Linked DNA regions of Homo sapiens: all the other regions are linked to region 1. Evidence: read pairs that join two places in POLR2A ChIA-PET (ENCODE). Cell type or tissue: MCF 10A. All regions are shown on one strand. Region 1 has its middle 120 kb from the start of LINC01204. Region 2 overlaps MIR222HG (miR222/221 cluster host gene). Region 3 overlaps MIR222HG (miR222/221 cluster host gene).

The links. ChIA-PET counts read pairs that join two places held together with the same protein. Peaks named below come from ENCODE experiments on the same cell type or tissue, not always from the same donor. Only the 100,000 strongest peaks of a DNase experiment are listed, where the experiment ranks them.
Region 2: POLR2A ChIA-PET joins it to region 1 with 11 read pairs; 4 of 35 experiments call an interaction of 5 or more read pairs at or near these places.
Region 3: POLR2A ChIA-PET joins it to region 1 with 19 read pairs; 4 of 35 experiments call an interaction of 5 or more read pairs at or near these places.

The regions. Positions count from the first base shown.
Region 1 is chrX:45,620,694-45,623,193 of GRCh38, forward strand. No RefSeq gene overlaps it. Among named protein-coding and RNA genes, the nearest start is that of LINC01204, 120 kb to the left of the region's middle. In MCF 10A, no CTCF peak of the experiment used is centred here; a DNase peak (open chromatin) is centred at 1,148.
Region 2 is chrX:45,759,907-45,762,406 of GRCh38, forward strand. It overlaps MIR222HG (miR222/221 cluster host gene), which reads right to left. Exons shown (of 2, transcript NR_170290.1): 2 at 1-2,500. Among named protein-coding and RNA genes, the nearest start is that of MIR222HG, 9.1 kb to the right of the region's middle. In MCF 10A, no CTCF peak of the experiment used is centred here; no DNase peak of the experiment used is centred here.
Region 3 is chrX:45,766,114-45,768,613 of GRCh38, forward strand. It overlaps MIR222HG (miR222/221 cluster host gene), which reads right to left. Exons shown (of 2, transcript NR_170290.1): 2 at 1-2,500. Among named protein-coding and RNA genes, the nearest start is that of MIR222HG, 2.9 kb to the right of the region's middle. In MCF 10A, no CTCF peak of the experiment used is centred here; a DNase peak (open chromatin) is centred at 1,228.

The DNA.
Region 1 (2,500 bases):
GAAATGGGTAGGATGAGTAGAATAGGTGTTTGCCGTGAGTCTTCCATCTCCTCCGTAAGTTCCAAACACATTCCATTACAGATTCAGATTTTTGAATGAAGGCACTGACATTTACTGAAATGCATAAGCTCTTGTGGGAAACAAGCAATGAAACTTAACCATGAAGAATTAAGTCTATTAATTATTTCCTGAAAGTTGGAAGCAAAAATATGGGGAAAAGGGGAGGAGAAATTGGGAACACCATGGAGAGGAAAGAGAATACTGAAGAAAGCTTGGTCCACTTTCTCTTCTGCCTTATTAGTGTGTAATAAGCTTTAGAAAGTGGGTTTTGGTGGTAACTTTAGCCCGTCTGAAGCTGGACAACACCAGCAATTTCCCCAAGTCCAGTACACACACACACACACACACACACACACACACACACACAGTTTCCTCATTAAGTCCTACTCATCATTGAGGACTTTAACAATTCTTAACTGCCCATGGCATACTGACTACAACATCTCTCATAGTCTTTATAGCACTATATTGTAATTATTATTTTTCTTCTCTTCTTCACCAACTCTTAAAATCTTTGTGGGCAGTGACTGTGTCTTCTATCACAGTATCTTCTAACACCACATCTGGCATATAGTAGGTGCACAGTAAATTTTTATTGAGTGAATGAATGAAGAAAATGAAGCCACTTAGCTGCATTTTAACACTAAAACCCTAAATTTTTCTCCAAAAAGAATATGAATTTTTAAAGAATTATGAACGTGTTCCCCTCCCAACAATGATTCTTACGAATTTTCCATGGCTATAGCTTGCGTGTGAGTCTTACAAACAGCATTTGGCAGCAGTGTCCTTCCATATTTTCCGGGAAGAAGGAATTCTAAGTGATACATATTCAAAGAATTCTCAGGTTTTTGCATGGGTATGAAGATTTGGAGTTGGTGGGGAGGAATGGTTGGAGGAATGGGTGATAGAGAAGAAAGGAGTGAGAAGGAATATAAAGGACCAGTCACTATGGGTGGGGAAACCCAGGGTAAGAGCTGACAGAGGTTGGCAGAACCTCCAGGGCAAGTTTACTTTAGGTTGGCTATTCCCATTTCAAGTGTACACACGCCTCTGGAACTCCCTAAAGCCATTTGGAGGGGAAAACCACACCTACAGCTTCTGAAATGAAAAGTACCTCCAGGCCTCCAGAAATTAGTCCCGTGGTCTTACTATTACTCACTTCCTAGAAAAGTCATAGCTGGTCTATCCTGACCTTCAGAGCCTGCAGGAGTACAAACTCATTTTCCGAAGAATGATGATTCAAGAAGAATTTAGAGAAATCACTCAGGAAAGCCTCAGAAACAAATCTTTTTTGTCTTTTACTTTACTAAAACCTTCATGAACATTTTTACTGGGACTTTCTTTGGCAAGTTCTGGGTGAATCAGCATGAAAAACAAAAGCAATGTTGAAATTTAAATCTGTAAAGGATGTCATTTCCATTTTCTAAAAACTGCTCAGAACTTGAATGCGAAGTAATGATACATGCTTTCCAGCTTCATGTGAAGTCATACTTATAACCTGCAGCTTGGCATCATCTCTAGTTTTAGTGGTACTATTATTACCTATAGTTCTTTATTTTCTTCAACAACTTCAGTCTTGTTTTCCACCCTGGCATCGGTAACAGTAGTTCACCTTTAGAGAAAATATATTTACATTACCTTTACGTGTGTATGCTTACTTAGCAAGCAGAAAGCCAGTTTTGAGAATACTCTGTCCATTATTTCCTCCTCCCTTATGCCAGACTCTTGAGATTTTAACATTTGAATTAAGGCAAGGTTCTTTCTTCCAGTCTGGTTATGTCTTTTCAGGCCAAGTGAGTATGGCCTATGGATTCAAGCCCTAGATTGTAGCAAGTAGAAACTTGTTGATAGTCCCTCCCTGAAATAACTGCCATCAACCAAAAGAAGCAGATAATCCACTTTTGTGCTTAGGGCAGCATGTTTTGTAGATGCCATGCTGCAGGCATACCTATGTGGGCTTGTGAGAAATGAGGAATCTGGCCTATGTGCTTCAGCATCTGCAAACAAGCAAGCTCACAGTTCATCCCAGTCCAGCTCTTCCATCAGAGGATGACACATGCACCATTATTTTAATAAAGTCCATGTGTTGTGAATGAGTCTCATTCATCAATTGTCCCCCCAAAAGTTTTATTTCTTGCAACCACTGCATTTCATCTTTCTCACAATGAATTCATATTATAGGTACTCACAGATGTATATATTGACCTACCAATTACTTCAAAAGAAAAAGAATGGAGAGGGATATAGCAAAGAGATATAATAGAGATAGATAGATAGATAGATAGATAGATAGATAGATATAGATAGAATGCTTAAGGAACCACTGAATCAGTAAATCAAGCAACAAATGTGGGTGTTACTGGCATGCGTAGAATGATGGATGGATATTCTAGGAGCCTACATTAGGAGGACACTAAAACTTTCACTTTTTTCATCCCCT
Region 2 (2,500 bases), 140 kb after region 1:
TTATCATCTGACTGAACATAAAACTAAGAATTATTTTAAAATGAAAGCACTTTAAACATGGATTTAAAATCCCTTCAGTTCAAAATTCTAAACTGCTTGTTACTGAGTGCAAAAATCAGCAAAGATATGCCTTATGGAAGATGAGTTTTTGGCAAATTTAAATCAAATCAAAACATTCCACAGTTAGACATTCAGGTACCCCACATCTCTCTGAGGAGTAGATGTGATAGGAAGAATTGCCCACTTTGCGCTTTTTAGCTGTAATTGTGCTTCAAATAGTTCAACTTTATCTATCTTTGCTAAGGTTTTCATAGCATAATAATTTAAATTACAAAAGTAGCATTTTACTGCAAGAAGGCCTTACACGGCTTGTAAACACTCCAGTTATGAGGCACAAGGGGCTCGACTCTCCGGGATCCCTACAATAAATCACATAGACTCTCAGAATACCATCTTCACTCTCTCTAGTTATCATTTCCTACCTTCCAAACAGCTTCTTACTGTGGCCAACAGAGTCCTACCTGATCTGCCATGATGTGTCTCTTGGACACACAAAGCCTGCTCCCGTCTCTACTGCAGTTACTTTTTTATTTTCTCTGCCTGGAATCCTCTTCCTCCAGACACTCCCACAGCTGATTCCTCACTGGCCTAATAACATCAAAGAGGCCTTCCTATTAGCCCTGGTTAACGTCGCTCTACCCCTGATCCCCAGGTACTCTCTCTCTGACACAGCTTTATTTTTCTCCGCAGTGTTTACTAACACCTGCCGTATACTTATGAGTTCCATCACCATCAGCCTACCCGCTCCATGTGAGCGGGGACTTTATTCACTGCTGTATTACCAGACCCAGAACTCTCTAAGGCACATGGTAGACATGGTAGATGTATAATATATTTTTGTAAAATGTACATTTCCCATGTGGTGTCTTAGTCTGTTGTGCTGCTATAAGCTTATGAAATTTAGTTGGCACCTGAGACAATTTTTGTTAACACCTTACCAAAACTCCAAACGCCTCAAGGGCCAGGTGGACAAGAGCTGTAGGAAAGTGATCACTCCCCCAGCAGTAAAAAAAGAAAGCAGGAAAAAGAACAGTTTCTCTATAATCTCCCTGCTACCCATGCATAGCAAATAAGGGAAGGTCTTTTGGAGTATGGATGTCAAACGGAATGGGGAGAAAGGTAGATATTCACTGTCATTATCAACCTAACTTGTCCTGAGGCCTCCTTATTGGTTTTAACACAGAGAGAGAGAAGAGCCTTGAAATACTGAGACATTCTTTTAGAGTGTGAGTGATTTTGTTTTTGTTTTTAAATCTACTTCAACATTTTCTTCCCTTGGGCCATATATACCCACTAATAATGTAGACTTCACATTTCATGCTGAAAGACAAAGCATTTTCATTGCCTTTGCTGGTATGGTCAAACTTGTTTCAGAAAATGCACAGGTATAGTTTGTGCCATTGAAGACAACTTGAAGAGTGATGTCTTTCAAAAACTATAGGAGGTGATATCAAGATTTAAATAACAAGTAAAGATAATGACTCTGTCTTAAGGAAGCGTATTCCTAACTGCAACATGGAGACGAGTAATATTTTTTGAAAGAATAGTAGTATAAATTCCAAAAGCCCTCCCCTATGTTCATTCCTCATTTTCTATATATTTACTTAGAGATATTTTCAAAAAGTCATAATAAATTTGATTGAGGGCATGGCAACACTTCTTACCTTTAAATTAATTAAAATTCTATTTTAAAATTATTTTTGAAGACATCTTTGTGATGGCCTTTGTTGTCTCTTAATGTTCTTTTATTATAAGCGTAGGCAGGTGAAGCAGCAGGAGTAGAGAAAGAACAAAGCAATCTGTAACTGGTTGTGATCATTAATTGTAAACGCTACTGCACTTAATATCTTTAAACAAGGAAATTATTTGAAAGCATGAGTGCTCTTAGATTATATTTACTGATACGTTCCCTACTATGAACCCTTCTTCCGCCAACATTAAAAAGAAAGAAAGAAAAACCATTTCTCTGCACTGTTTTTCCCTCACAAGCATTTTCTCCTCTCACTTTAAAAAAAGAAATGCAGCTCCCAAAGGAAGATGCTTAAAGACCTTCATGAGTGTTGTGAGTGTCTGTCTGTGAAATATACGTTGTCTCCAAAGGGACAAACAATCAGATACAAGATGCAGTCAGTGAGGTGAAAGGAACATAGAGTGAGTTTATTGCTTCTCCTCTCCCGTCCCCTGATGGACTCTCACTCCCATCCTTTCTTTCACCTATTTGCAGGTAGATGTTGAATGACTTATGCGAGAGTATGGACAAATGAAGGAATGAACAAACAAAGGAAAGAATGAAGGCCGGCATGATTAATAAATCCTCCAAGAGCAGGCTCAGTCCAAGGCCAGGGGATTTTTTTTTTTTTTTAAAGAGACTTCCAAGCACTCTGAACCCACGGGCTAGGATAACATGCCCTCATCTTCTAAGTCAAAATTCTCAATCTAC
Region 3 (2,500 bases), 150 kb after region 1:
CAGTTCCTACCAAAACGTGTCTACTAAGTACCTACTATGTGCCAGACACTGTTCTTAGATGCCAGTGATTCATTTAGAATGGTACCCGGCATATAATATGAACTCAATGTATGTCAGTAATTATGGGTCCACAAATGCTTACCTGACACTCAGATTGATTATTATTATTATTTTATAAAGGTAATAGGTTGACTATTCAATATAGTATATAAACCTCTAGGGGAGTCTGGAACAATACTCCGTGATCAAACACATTAATACTTCTACAGTAAAACATACAAAGATTCATTCTGAGCGAGCTAAACAAAGACTATCATTAGCTTCACATCAGTTCAGGTCAGGATTTGCTGCCAAATTTGTTACATGAAAATCTTTTGATTTTCAGAGCTTTTTGGATTACAGAAGAGATGGTGGGCATATATTTATTAAGAGACTAACCCCACTGAAATCTTTTTCTTTCTAACTTCAGGAGGTTCTAGCAACCAAATAAATAGTTAAAACTATTTAGGAGTAGGAAATAGGAAGACCTTCAGACATGGAAAATCAACAACTGCATAATTAAGCTATGCCAAATATTAGTCTGAACAATCCCTCTCCTCAAATACAGTGCTCCATAGATTCTCCATTGACAGACATTTCCACAAACAACAGGTCTCAAACAATCTTTTTCTAAGTACTTTTCAAAAGCACTTTTTGAATATAGAATAAAATACTTAAATTTTATCACTATTTTAATAGTACAACCTTGTCTTTCCCATAGAAAAAAGACAAAAGCTATTAAATGACAAATGAACAACTGGTTTAAAAACATGTGCCTTAAAAGAACACAGTATCCTCTGTAGTCTGCCTGGGGGAGATGAATAAACGTTATGCCAAAGTGGTAAACCATCCTGCTACCAAAGGAATTTTCTCCACATTGCATTTTAAGGAAATTCACAGCTCTTGAAGAGCTATACAATAACTGGTTCAAGATGTTCTCACTGCTGGTCAGCACTGGATAAAGGATTTGCAGAAACCCATGGAAGCCTATTTCTCTTGCCTCTTTATTGCCCCCATGTGTTGTTATTTATCTTCCCCAACTTTTCTGACCCTTTCCATGTATTTTTTTAATTGAAGTATTGCTTTGTTCAAGACCTATGTTTACCACTCCCATGGCGATCCTGTACACAAAGACAAGTCAGGAAGACATGAAACGAACGGAGATACTTATGTTGCTTCATGGTTTTTCCCCTTCTCATTATCCTCCTACTCAATGAGACTATAGTGGGAGGTCTGAATGACATTTCCAAACCAAGAACTTAAAGCTACATTTCAACACCCAACTACTCAGTTGTCATAGGAACAACACTATGAGGCTTATCTGGGTTCTAACAAACAGCCACTTGTTTCACTAATGATTAAAACTCCCCCTTCAAATCAAATATAGACACCCATACATATACAGACCTCAAAAGAAAAATTTAATTGGGTAAAACTGTATACTACACCAAAAACTTAAGAAACAAGCCCAAAGGGAAAGCATTTACGTTCCCGAACATGCAAATTCAAACACTATTTCAGAGAAATTATTTTGAGGTCTGTCTCTTGACCAGATCCCTTCAGTTTGTTGTTTTACACACCCACAAAGACAAAGGCATATGCATGGCATTAATATCTTTTAACAGGGTATACGAAAATGTGAATACTCTCAATGACCCCAGAGGAGAATTCAGAGCAAGCAATGCTACTCACTTTCGATGTACTTTTAAAAATTAACAAATTGAGAACAGAGAACGGCAAATAGAATTGAAAACATGAAGTTCTCAGTTAATTCTTCTGGGATATACTTTCTAGCATTTACTGTTCCAACCTGTTTCTATCACATTTTGTCATTCAAAACAATGGATTTTAAATGGATGAGGAAAACCTAAAAATTAGAGGCTTTTTTCCAACAGGCACGGCAGTATTTATCCAGATTATTAAATCATCATGTTCTCCCCAAGTATTTACTTACATGAAATACAGAGTTGAAAACATAAGCTAGCAGTTGAATATAAATTATCTGTAAATACCTTAATGCTTTGTTGCCATTTTTCTGTCTTCAAGACTCTAAAAACCTATAAATTCATGTGCTTCAAGAAAACTAATGCCATTCCTTAATTAAGTCAAATTGACTTGTCATGTTCACAAGTTTGGATCACCCGTTTCCTGACTTATTGGAGGACCTGCCCTTAAGAGCCGTGCTTATCTTGTCTTTCTATTTCTTTAAGAATAAATACTTATGCAAAAGTCTTGAGAGCTGCTAGTCTGAGAAAACTGATCTCAAAAGTTATCCAAGTATACAAGAGGGGGAAAAAACAATTAATATATCTCACTAGATTCATCTCCCTCCCCCACCCTCATCCCACTCCACTGCTAAGAGAGAGAAATTTCAGCACTGCTATCCTGTTTTATTATACATTTTCCCTTTTGAGTTAAGGATTTTAAGATTTTGAAAGTAACAGAACAGGAACCAAAAGTA